Linked DNA regions of Homo sapiens: all the other regions are linked to region 2. Evidence: chromatin contacts called from ENCODE Hi-C or POLR2A ChIA-PET data. All regions are on one chromosome and are shown on one strand. The core of a region is the stretch at or near the end of the contact, and the rest is flanking DNA. Distances in the headings are between cores, read along the strand shown. Region 1 holds the start of GUSB (glucuronidase beta). Region 2 has its middle 13 kb from the start of LINC00174. Region 3 holds the start of RABGEF1 (RAB guanine nucleotide exchange factor 1). Region 4 holds the start of TMEM248 (transmembrane protein 248).

Region 1 (2,774 bases), core at 70-2,569, 430 kb after region 2:
ATTTTTTAGTAGAGATGGGGTTTCATCATATTGGCCAGGCTGGTCTCAAACCCCTGACCTCGTGATCCCCCCACCTCCGCCTCCCAAAGTGCTGGGATTACAGGTGTGAGCCACTACGCTCAGCACTGGCCTGCTTTTTAACAAGCTTTTACTACTGCTCTGCAGCTTACCTCCCTCTGGCTTTCTGCCTTATGCCCCTCAGTGCAATTCTTTCTTCTGAGGAGGCAAGAATTGAGGTTGTTGCTGATGTGTAGGGATTCACCACCCGGAACTCCACCAGTAACAGGTCGAGGATGCTAGTTGAAAATGTTATGTAAGCTGCATGCTTTTTACAAATGGTAGTGGTTCTCATGTCCAGCAATGGCCACTGCACCGTCCCTGTATGAAAGTCCCCTCCATAAATCTATGTCTCCTTTGCTGTCTCCAGATCTCCTCCTCTACCTCTCCCACACGGTGCCTTCCCTACTGGAGTAAACTGGGGTCCCGCAGGGCACCCTTTCCCTGCAATTTTTTTTTTTTTTTTGAGACAGAGTCTCGCTCTGTTGCCCAGGCTGGAGTGCAGTGGTGCGATCTCGGCTTACTGCAGCCTTTGCCTCCCGGGTTCAAGCGATTCTCCTACCTCAGCTTCCTGAGTAGCTGGGATTACAGGCACGCACCATCACGCCCCGCTAATTCTTTTTTTTTTTTTTGTATGTTTACAAAATAGGGACGGGGTTTCACTATCGTTGGCCAGGCTGGTCTCGAACTCCTGGCCTCAAGTGATCTGCCCCCCTCGGGTTCCCAAAGTGCACCTGGCCTCTCTCCCTGCATCTTTATGTGCCTGCAACACCAAGAGGGAGCTCTTGGCCCCTGGGTTAAGGTCAGGGCTCCAGAAGCCCAGGGTCAAGGCTATGGCCGCATCCCAAGGACGTGCATCCCTGCAAGAGGCTGCATCAGACAGGCATGGAAGAGGCGCCGCTGGGGCCTCCTTGAATTCCTGCTGGGAAAAGCAAGTGGAGGTGCTCCTTGAAGAAACAGGGGGATCCCACCGATCTCAGGGGTTCTGTTCTGGCCTGCGGCCCTGGATCGTCCAGCCTGGGTCGGGGTGGGGAGCAGACCTCGCCCTTATCGGCTGGGGCTGAGGGTGAGGGTCCCGTTTCCCCAAAGGCCTAGCCTGGGGTTCCAGCCACAAGCCCTACCGGGCAGCGCCCGGCCCCGCCCCTCCAGGCCTGGCACTCGTCCTCAACCAAGATGGCGCGGATGGCTTCAGGCGCATCACGACACCGGCGCGTCACGCGACCCGCCCTACGGGCACCTCCCGCGCTTTTCTTAGCGCCGCAGACGGTGGCCGAGCGGGGGACCGGGAAGCATGGCCCGGGGGTCGGCGGTTGCCTGGGCGGCGCTCGGGCCGTTGTTGTGGGGCTGCGCGCTGGGGCTGCAGGGCGGGATGCTGTACCCCCAGGAGAGCCCGTCGCGGGAGTGCAAGGAGCTGGACGGCCTCTGGAGCTTCCGCGCCGACTTCTCTGACAACCGACGCCGGGGCTTCGAGGAGCAGTGGTACCGGCGGCCGCTGTGGGAGGTGCGATCTCGGGGCAGGGCCGGGAGGCGCCCGAAAGCCCGGCGGTGGGAGTAGGGGAGCCCGGGCCCCCCGCAGACTTCTTCCCCTGGGCGTCTCCGAGCTGGGGCCCGCAGGAGGTTAAAGGTCAACGGGCTTGGGGGCGCCGGCTTGGGGGACGGGGGAACAGGAGCACCCTGGAGGGCCGGGGCGGATTAGGCAGGAGGAGAAAAGGCTCTTGCCGAGCCCTTTCCCGAGGTAAAGGCTGAGTCTGTGCAGTATCCTTCCTTTCAATATTTATTTTTAATTTTTAAAAATTTTTTTGAGACTGGGTTTGCACCTGTTTCCCAGGCTGGGGCGGAGTGGCGCCAGCCTAACTTCTGAGCTCAAGCGATTCTCCCGCCCCAGCCTTGCAATTTAGGGGGTGCCAACACGCCTGGCTAATTGAAAAAAAAAAAATTATCTGGGCTCGGTGGCTCACACCTGTAATCCCAGCACTTTGGGAGGTGGAGGCGGGCGAATCGCCTGAGGCCAGGAGTTTGAGACCAGGCTGGCCAACATAACAGGGTGAAACCTCATCTCTACTAAAAATATAAAAATTAGCCAAGTGTGGTGGTTCATGCCTGTAATCCCAGCTACTTGGGAGGCTGAGTCAGGAGAATTGCTTGAACCCGGGAGTAGAGGTTGCAGTGAGCTGAGATCAGGATGCCACTGCACTCCAACTTGGGCGACATAGTGAGACTACGTCTCCAAAAAAAAAAAAAAGGCAAAAAAACTTAAAAAAAAAAAAAAGATACAGGGTGTCACTATTTACCCAGGGTGGTCTCGAACTCCTGGCCTCAAGCCATCCTCCCACGTTGACCTCCCAAAGCGCTGATTACTGGCATGAGCCACCCACACACTCTGGCCACAGCGGCATGCACTGCACAGAGCTGGGCCCGGGGATCGGGAGAAGGTGACAGTTTAGATGTCCTGAGGTCAGCTCTGCCGAGGCAGGAAGTCCCTTGGTTTTCAAGGTTCACATAGAGGACAGGACATGACATCAGGCCCAGGACGCCACCCCTGTTCCCCTCCTGACTTGGATGTGATCTGCAGAGAAGTGGAACTGGGTGAGGTCTGGGCGGCTTTTGCCTGGTCTACATCCTCTTATTCTGACTTTGCAGCATTCAGTACAGGAGGGAAAGAGGAGGGGGCTGGGTGCCAGTGTGCACCCCACTCACAGTGTCCTAAGCAAAGCTCC
Region 2 (2,700 bases), core at 1-2,500:
CAGCCCCGCAAGTAGTGCGGACTACAAGCCCGCGCCACCATGCCCAGCTAATTTTTTGTATTTTTGTAGAGACAGGGTTTCACCATGTTGCCCAAGCTAGTCTGGAACTCCTCAGCTCAAGCGATCCGCCCACCTCAGCCTCCCAAAGTGCTGGAATTAAGGGCCCCTGAGCCACGGGGCCGGCCCAATTACTTTACTCAGTTTGAGCATTAGCACTGGAAGAAAAGCTGTCACTTGCATATATATTTTTTTAAAGACATGATCTCACTCTGTCCTGTCACCCAGGCTGGTGTGCAGTGGCGTAATGTCGGCTTACTGTAACCTTAACCTCCCGGGCTCAAGCAATTCTTTTTTTTTTCTTTTTGAGACGGAGTCTCGCTCTGTCGCCCAGGCTGGAGTGCAGTGGAGCGATCTCGACTCACTGCAACCTCCGTCTCCCGGGTTCAAGCAATTCTCTGCCTCAGCCTCCCTAGTAGCTGGGATTATCGGTGCCCGCCACCACGCCCGGCTAATTGTTGCATTTTTAGTAGAGACGGGGTTTCACCATCCTGGTCAGGATGATCTTGTACTCCTGACCTCGTGATCCACCTCCCTTGGCCTCCCAAAGTGCTGGGATTACAGACGTGAGCCACCACGCCTGGCCCGATCGCTTTTATTTTTAATAAGATGTTTTCTTCGTTTCCTAGCCCCTTCTACCACCCTACAAATTTCCAAAGATTTTAATGTTGCTGCAACAGCCATCAGATGTCAAGCTAGGGGGTGCAGCTCCCTAATGCGGGGCAGCCTCAGAGGGGGCCAACCCTGCCCAGTATGAGCGGCGCTGGGCGGCAGGGGACGCTGCTGTGGTCCCCGGTACCTGGCTGGGTTAGGTGTTGGGGGCCGCACCTACACAGCCTCAGGTGAGGCGAGTGCGTGGCAAGGACTGCAGCTGGCTCTAGCGGGCTTGTGCTGTCCATTGAGGAGCTTCTGCGCCACCTTGTGCTTGTGCCCGCTGGGCGCCAGCAGGTTGGTGCGCAGCGCGTGCTCCAGTAGCGTCAAGCCCTTGCTGCGCCCAACGCGCAGGTAGTAGTAATCCAGGCAGTGGTAAAGCTCCCCTTGTAGCTTATTGTTGCCTGCCGCCGGGTCCGAGCCTGCAGAAGCTGACAGCTGCCTGTGGCCACCCGCCTGCGCATGCGCGCTTCTGGAAGACCCAGGCCCCCCTCCCCCGCAGCCCCGCCTCGAGTTCCGATTGGGCGCACCTCTGGTGACGTCACGGGGACGGGCGTTCGCCGAAGGCGCGTGTCTTCGGCGATGTCACAGCACCGGGCCTTCCGCGACGTCACAGTGACGGTACAGTGCCTGGAGCTAGGCTGTTTTCTCCTTAGAGTGGAGCTTGGTAACCGCGACCTCCCTGCCAGGTCCTTTGTGTTGCTGTCTGGAGATGGGTAGTTGACAAACTCCGACCCAGCACTGTTTCTGTGGGTCAAAACTAGAAAACTATGTCTGGATGCGGCCGAGGCGGAAGGATCCCTTCAGGCCAGGAGTTAAAGAGCAGCCTCAGCAACGTGGCGCGACCCAGTCTCAGTAGTTTCACCTCAACTTCCCAGCTCCTTGAACCCCAAGGTTCAAGGCTGCCATGAGCTGTGATCCCATCACAGCACTCCGTCCTGCGAGACTGAGGTAAACCATGTCTAAAAAAATAAAAAAATAAACTATCCAACTGTGCAACAGGGAGGGACTGCTTAAAGAAAACATGAGGCTGGCTGGACTCTATAATCCCAGCACTTTGGGAGGCCGAGGGGGAGGATGGCTTGGTCTAAGGAGTTCGAGACTGCCCTGGGCAACGTGACGCAACCCCGTCTGTAGAAAAGTTTCAAAAATTAGCCAGGCGTGGTGCACGCTTGGTGTATTTTTTTCCCCCCCGAGACGGAGTCTCGCTTTTTCGCCTAGGCTGGAGTGCAGTGGCGCGATCTCGGCTCATTGCAAGCTCCGCCTCCCGGGTTCATGCCATTCTCCTGCTTCAGCCTCCCCAGTAGCTCGGACTACAGGAGCCCGCCACCAAGCCCAGATAATTTTTTTGTATTTTTAGTAGAGTCGGGGTTTCACCGTGGTAGCCAGGATGGTCTTGATTTTCTGACCTCATGATCTGCCCGCCTCGGCCTCCCAAAGTGCTGGGATTACAGGCGTGAGCCACGGCGCCCGGCCTGTTGCATCTAGTTTTACTCAAGCAAAGGCTGTGGACTTCCTTAGTTTACACTGATGTATTCTAGTTTGCATCTGAAGTGTACTCTGAGGATGCTGACTTCCAGATAGCCATTTTTGGGTCAAGGGAAGTTAAAGTCTCCTGAGTATAGTAGCCATACCACCTAGAGAGCTTCCTTTTAGTTTGCTTAAAAAATGTATTTTACCTTAGTTTTCTTACATTAGGTGGGCAAAATAAGAAAGAGCAGAAGGCCAGGCGTGGTGGCTCATGCCTGTAATCCCAGCACTTTGGGTTTCTGAGTCAGGCGGATCACCTGAGTTCAGGAGTTCGAGACCAGCCTGGCCAACATGGTGAAACCCCATCTCTACTAAAAATACAAAAATCAGCCGGGTATGGTGGCATGTACCTGCAATCTCCACTACTTGGGAGTTTGAGGCATCAGAACTGCTTGACCTCAGTAGGCGGAGGTTGCAGTGAGCCGAGATTGCACCACTGCACTCCAGCCTGGGGGATAGAGC
Region 3 (2,750 bases), core at 222-2,721, 330 kb before region 2:
GGCAAGTTTCTTGGTACAACAATTTTAAGGAACAGACTCTTAGTTTTTTTTTTGAGATAGAGTCTAGCTCTGTCGCCCAGGCTGGAGTGCAGTGGCACGATTTCGGCTCACTGCAACCTCCGCCTCCCGGGTTCATGCCATTCTCCTGCCTCAGCCTCCAGAGTAGCTGGGACTACAGGTGCCCGCCACGATGCCCGGCAAATTTTCTTTTTCTTTTTTTTTTTTATTTGTAGTAGAGACGGGGTTTCACCGTGTTAGGGAGGATGGTCTCAAGCTCCTGACGTCATGATCCGCCTGCCTTGGCCTTCCAAATGCTGGGATTACAGACGTGAGCCACCGCACCCGGCCGGAACACACTCTTTAACAGCAGTTAAAGCCGCGCAATGGCTCACGCCTATAATCCCAACACTCTGGGAGGCCGAGGCGGGAGGATCACTTAAGGCCAGGAGTTTCACACCTGCCTGGGCAACACTGTGAGATCCCATGTCGAAAAAAATAATAAATAAAAACAAAGCAGTTCTAGGTTTAGAGGGGGGAAAGCAGCTCTCCAGGCCAAAAACCAACTCCCAAGGTGCTCCGGTAAACTCGTCCTGGGAAAATTTCCTACCTAATCTCAAAGGCAAAACGAGCCCACGGGCGCCCACGACACATTTCCCAACCGCAAGGATTGGTCACCCGCGCTGAGACACCGCCAGCTGCCTATGACCTAGCCTCCAAAGCGGCAGAGTCCCTCCCTCTCTCTCCCTAAACTGCCGTGATGGGCATCCCTCGGCTCTCCTCCCAGACGGTTCGGAAGCAGGGACTTCTGCTCCTAACCCCGGCCCCGCAGCCTCGCCCTCAGCCACGGGGTGGAAGTCAGGACCACAGGCTTCAAATCCCCTCCCAACTCCGGGACACTTCTGCCCCCTAGGGTGACGTGGGATCAAGTCCCCGCGCCCCTGCCGCGGCCGGGGGCTGTGGTCTGGGTCCGAGCGTCCCATACCAGCGCTTTCCGGGGAGGTTGTGGGAGGGGCCCCGTGCGACCACAGACGCTGCTTCGGAGCCAGCGGCCTGGACGGAAGGTGGGAGCCGGGGCGAGGGGAGCCGCCGGAGAGGGAGGCGGCCAGGAAATGCTCCGCGTCAGGCCGTCGGGGCTCGGCTGGCGCTGGAGATCCCGGCAACTAGCGTCTGGGACGGAGAGGCCGCACTCTGAGGATTAAGGGAGCCGAGGGCGGCCTGGAACGGGGAAGGCGGCGCTGACGGAGACGGAATGTGGGACGAAGGACAGCGGGAGGCACCGACGCGCAACTGCCCCAGCCGCGCGGATGGCACGGACCGACCGCCCTGCCACCCCCAGCCCGAGACGCCCCGCCGCCCCGCTCCTGTAGCTGAGAGCCGAGCAGCTCTCAGCCCCAGTCCGTCCGCTCCGTACCTCGCCCGCGTCTCCGCCGGCGTCCAAACCACCGCTCGCCCGCTTCGCCCGGGTAGGTCTGGGCTCCGCGGCCAGCTCCCGCCTCACACCCACCCTCCTGCTCGCCCCGCCCCCGGCACCGCCAGCGAACGCACGTTACGCGCGGCGCGTAAACGTCACTTCCGGGGCCTTTGACTCTGGACGGGAGGAAGTGCGAGTGGATCCAAAGGGTCGAGCGGAGTGGGGTACCGCCCTGACGCCCAAGAGCAAATGGAAGAGGGCGGCCTCCGGGGTAAAGGTGGGGCGCTGGGGAGCCCCGGAGAAACCGGCGTTTCCTAGTCTGTCGCTCAGTCCCTGCTTCCGGCTTCCGACGCGCAACAGCTGGAGGGCGACGCTGGCTCCGCGGCGACTCCTGGGGCTGCGGCCGCGGTGGTAGCGCGAATGGGAGGTGGAGCGGAGCTACTGCGCCGAGGGACGCTTCAGAAACTCTGTTTCAGTCCTTCGCGGATCCTAGGATGTGACAGGTGTTCGAGTTAAAAGGTCTTAAGGCGATCGGTTGATCCAAAAGCAGCTGAATCTTTAGGAGGCCCAGGCAGGAGGATCGCTTGAGTCCAGGAGTTCGAGACCAGCCTGGGCCACAGAGCAAGGTCACCATCTCTACAAAAGAAATTTTACAAATCAGCCGGACATGATGGCGGGCACCTGTGGTCCCAACTACCAGGGAGGCTGAGGTGGGAGGATCGCTTGATAGCCCAGGAAGTTGACGGTGCAGAGATCCCTCCACTGAACTCCAGGCCGGGTGACAGCAGAGCGAGATCCTGTCTCAAAAAAAACATAACCGACATCCAGAAGTGAAATAAATTAGCCAGTGTCACAAAGTATTAATGGTTGAGTCACAAATTGAATCCTGTTTACCTGATTCTTTACGTGATTCCCATGTAAGGAATGTTAAAAACAGTAAATACTAATTCCTCTGCGTCCTGAATGCCATGTATGGCGTAACGTGCAGTCACAGCAAGAAAAAAAAGAAAATACTATGCTGTGGCTGTGAGATAGACCTGGGTTAAAATCCCAGCTTTGCTAATTGTCGCTGTAGTGTTCTTGGACAGGTTGCGTAATTTTTCAGTCTATTTTTTTTTTTTTTTTTTTTTTTTTTGAGACTCTCACTCTGTCGCCCACACTGGAGTTCAGTCGTGCGATCTCGGCTTACTGCAACCTCCGCCTCCTAGGTTCAAGCGATTCTCCCACCTCAGCCACCCAAGTAGCTGGAATTACAGGCACCCGCCACCACGCCCAGCTCATATTTTTTTTTTTGTATTTTTAGTCGAGACAGGGTTTCACCATGTTGGCCAGGCTGGTT
Region 4 (2,834 bases), core at 30-2,529, 510 kb before region 2:
TTAGGGTCAATGCACACCTAAGTATACCTTAGGTGCGCGACAGGTCTATTTCCTGTCAGAATCCCTAGATGAAAAGAGGAAGTAGATGGACACCCTTATCGGTCAAGCGCTGATGGAACACTCATCTACAAATGAGATACACATGCTGAGACCCTAAGCTGACCCAAGCTGATGGTGCTATCGAGACAAACCACTTTATCACATATTCATCAGCAGTCTCGGAGTTTTTCTTCCCATTCCCTCCCGTAGCGGCTCACCTTTGAGGCAGGAAAGAAGCAGTTCAGGCGGAAGCCACAATCTTTACAAAGCAGGCTTCAGAGAAGCTCACCATTCATCAGCCAGTGAGGGCTGTCACCTGCTAGTTGAGAACTAAACTCAGACATCAGATTCTTCCACAAAGGCCTCCTCACCAGCTGTCCGATGGGTACGGCGTTCAAACGACTCAAAACAGCACAACAAGCCTGGTTTTATTTCTGATGGTCCCCATCAAGGGAACTGAAACTACATGCCTCTAGATTACCTTGCGATCACTCCTCATTTTATTAAAAACATGAAGAAAGAATCCACCCCATTCCGGATATTTACCAAGCTTGACACAGGGAACACCACTATGCCATTTAACTTTGTGGACGTACGTGAGTCTCTCCCTCCCACCTTTCTGAGATGTGTTTCACTGCCAAACGGAGAAGAAACGCAAACACTCCCCAAAGCCGAAAAATGGCAAACGACCAAGATGTTTCCCGTGCCAAATCCGAATTATCCAGGCCTCGGCTCCAGACGTGGGAAGTCCCGCCATCTCCAAGGCCGGCAGGGAACCCTGGCTCGGGGGACGCGAGTGGGCAAACCCCAGTGTGGGGGGACCAGGCCGAGGTCGGCCGATGCTGGGCGACCCCCGCCAGCAGTTGGGGCGGGGTCTGCACCCTGAGAAGCGGTGAAAAAAGCCGGCGGAGGAGCCGCTCCCGACCAGCACGCTCCCCGCTCCCGGCCCCGCGGGCAGCCCCGACTGGGCCCGACCCCAGCCCGCCCTCCAGCCCCGGCTCACCCCGCCCCGGCGGGCAGCTGCGCGCCCCGGGCCCAGCCGGGCCAGCTGCTCGGCGGACGCCCGCGGTCGCGCTGGGCTCACTCGTGGCGGCGCGTGGCGGGCCCGAGGCCGCTAGGCACCATCTTCTCCCCGCGCCGGGGGCAGCGTCTGGCTCCGCGGGGCCGACGCGAAGACCAGACGCCAACCGGGCTCCCGCCGCCGCCTCAGTTCGGGCTCCGGCAACCGCGGTTTCCGGGTGAAAAAAAAAAAAAAAACCACGCCACCTCCAACGCCGCCGTGACCTCCGACCCCGGGCGTCCGACGGTGGCGCGGCCGGGACAAGCTTCGTCAGAGGCAGGCGGCGGAGACCACGCTTCCGGGACGGGTAGCGTGCATGCGGACGTGCGTGGAGTGCGTGATGGACGTTTATGGGTCTGTGTGCCGGTCTGGTGTTGTGCGTGTGCGTGTGTGCGTAGTGCGTGTATGTGGCTTGTAGTGTGCATCGTGTACAACGGTGTGTGCAGTGAGTGCATGTATGTGCATCTGTGTGCGCGTGTGTGGTGTGTGATGGTATGGGTGTGTGCATGCGTAGATGTGTAGGGAGTGCGCACACGTGTGCATGCTCATGTGTGTGCTATGCGTGTGTCTGTTGATGTGCTTGTATATTAATCACTGCTGATAAACATGTAATTTTGGACCAGGCGCGGTGGCTCAGGCCTGTAATCTCAGCACTTTGGGAGGCCAAGGCAGGAGGATCGCTTGAGTCCTGGAGTTCCAGACCAGCCTGGGTAACATAGGGAGTCTCTGACTCTATTTATAAATAAAATAAAATGAAAATGAAAATTTTTAAAGTATAATTTTGTACAATCACTTTGCAAAGTAATTTGGCATTATGCAGTACACTTAAAGATATACACATCCTCTCTTGAGAATATATTACCCTGGAGAAACAGTTGCACCTATGCACAAGTAGACAAAATAATGCTCATAGCAACACCAATGTTTTTAGCAGCAGTATGACTCACTAAAAATTGGGGAGAAAAAGCAGATGTCCATACAGTCAAATGTAAAAACCAACTTTGATATATTCATGGTTTGGTTTGTTTTTGTAGAGACAGGGTCTCCCTATGTTACTCAAGCTGGTCTCGAACTACTGGACCCAAGTGATCCTCCCACCTCGGGAGGATCTGGGATTACAGGTGTGAGCTGCCACGCCTGGCCCATCTTCGTGTTTAATCGGGTACAAAAGACCAGTGAAAATTATTTAATACAGCTCACACAATTATGGTAGTCAATTGCAGACTATATTGGCAGGGACCAAATCACAAAATGGTACACTGCTACATATTTCCATTATGTAAAATTCAAAACAGGCAAGTTCATAACATATTGTTTAGAGATGCATACATAATTGTTTGAACTGACATGAAGCATGAGAAAAAGATGTATAAACTTCATGTTAAGTGTTAGGGGAATGGGATGGGGGAGGAGTACAGGGTGCTTTAAAGGTAATAAAGTTTTGTTGTTCTTGCTTTTGAGACAAGGTCTTGCTCTGTCACCCAAGCTGGAGTGCAGTCGCATGATCATGGCTCACTGCAGACTCGGCCTCCCAAGCTGAAGTGATCCTCCTGTCTCAGCCTCCTGAGTAGCTGGGACCACAGATGTGCACCATCGTGCCCAGCTAATTTTCATATTTTTCACAGAAATGGGGTTTCCCCCAAATTGCTCAGGCTGGTCTCAAACTCCTGGGCTCAAGTGATCCGCTCACTTCCACCTCCCAAAGTGCTGGGATTACAGGCATGAGCCACCACAC

What was found. A loop is a pair of places that touch in the nucleus more often than their neighbours do. ChIA-PET counts read pairs that join two places held with the same protein, here RNA polymerase II (POLR2A). Pooled maps may share reads with other maps.
Region 1: a loop to region 2 is called in a map of CD8-positive, alpha-beta T cell, with 2.3 times the contacts of the local background. The contact joins the promoter of GUSB here to the enhancer-like site in region 2. A Hi-C loop is called at or near these places in 2 of 168 maps with a recorded cell type or tissue (CD8-positive, alpha-beta T cell and naive thymus-derived CD4-positive, alpha-beta T cell) and 9 of 50 pooled maps. POLR2A ChIA-PET finds 5 or more read pairs at or near these places in 2 of 52 experiments (H1 and OCI-LY7).
Region 3: a pooled map shows a loop between it and region 2 (21-fold over the local background). The contact joins the promoter of RABGEF1 here to the enhancer-like site in region 2. A Hi-C loop is called at or near these places in 1 of 168 maps with a recorded cell type or tissue (Calu3) and 10 of 50 pooled maps. POLR2A ChIA-PET finds 5 or more read pairs at or near these places in 7 of 52 experiments (Caco-2, H1, WTC11 and 2 more).
Region 4: a map of naive thymus-derived CD4-positive, alpha-beta T cell shows a loop between it and region 2 (25-fold over the local background). The contact joins the promoter of TMEM248 here to the enhancer-like site in region 2. A Hi-C loop is called at or near these places in 1 of 168 maps with a recorded cell type or tissue (naive thymus-derived CD4-positive, alpha-beta T cell) and 7 of 50 pooled maps. POLR2A ChIA-PET finds 5 or more read pairs at or near these places in 1 of 52 experiments (naive thymus-derived CD8-positive, alpha-beta T cell).

The regions. Positions count from the first base shown.
Region 1 is chr7:65,980,758-65,983,531 of GRCh38, reverse strand. It overlaps GUSB (glucuronidase beta), which reads left to right and starts at 1,319. Exons shown (of 12, transcript NM_000181.4): 1 at 1,319-1,558. The coding sequence starts at 1,349. RefSeq lists enhancers at 1,144-1,273, 2,730-2,774.
Region 2 is chr7:66,412,106-66,414,805 of GRCh38, reverse strand. No RefSeq gene overlaps it. Among named protein-coding and RNA genes, the nearest start is that of LINC00174, 13 kb to the right of the region's middle. Within about 2 kb of position 1,250, at least 16 of the 41 ENCODE cell types and tissues checked have a DNase peak (open chromatin) inside an H3K27ac peak, as active enhancers do; they include CD8-positive, alpha-beta T cell, where a contact is called at or near this core.
Region 3 is chr7:66,739,454-66,742,203 of GRCh38, reverse strand. It overlaps RABGEF1 (RAB guanine nucleotide exchange factor 1), which reads right to left and starts at 1,471. Exons shown (of 9, transcript NM_014504.3): 1 at 1,412-1,471. RefSeq lists silencers at 1,248-1,387, 1,408-1,677 and enhancers at 1,128-1,794, 1,808-1,857.
Region 4 is chr7:66,919,670-66,922,503 of GRCh38, reverse strand. It overlaps TMEM248 (transmembrane protein 248), which reads right to left and starts at 1,279. Exons shown (of 7, transcript NM_017994.5): 1 at 1,043-1,279. RefSeq lists a silencer at 988-1,237.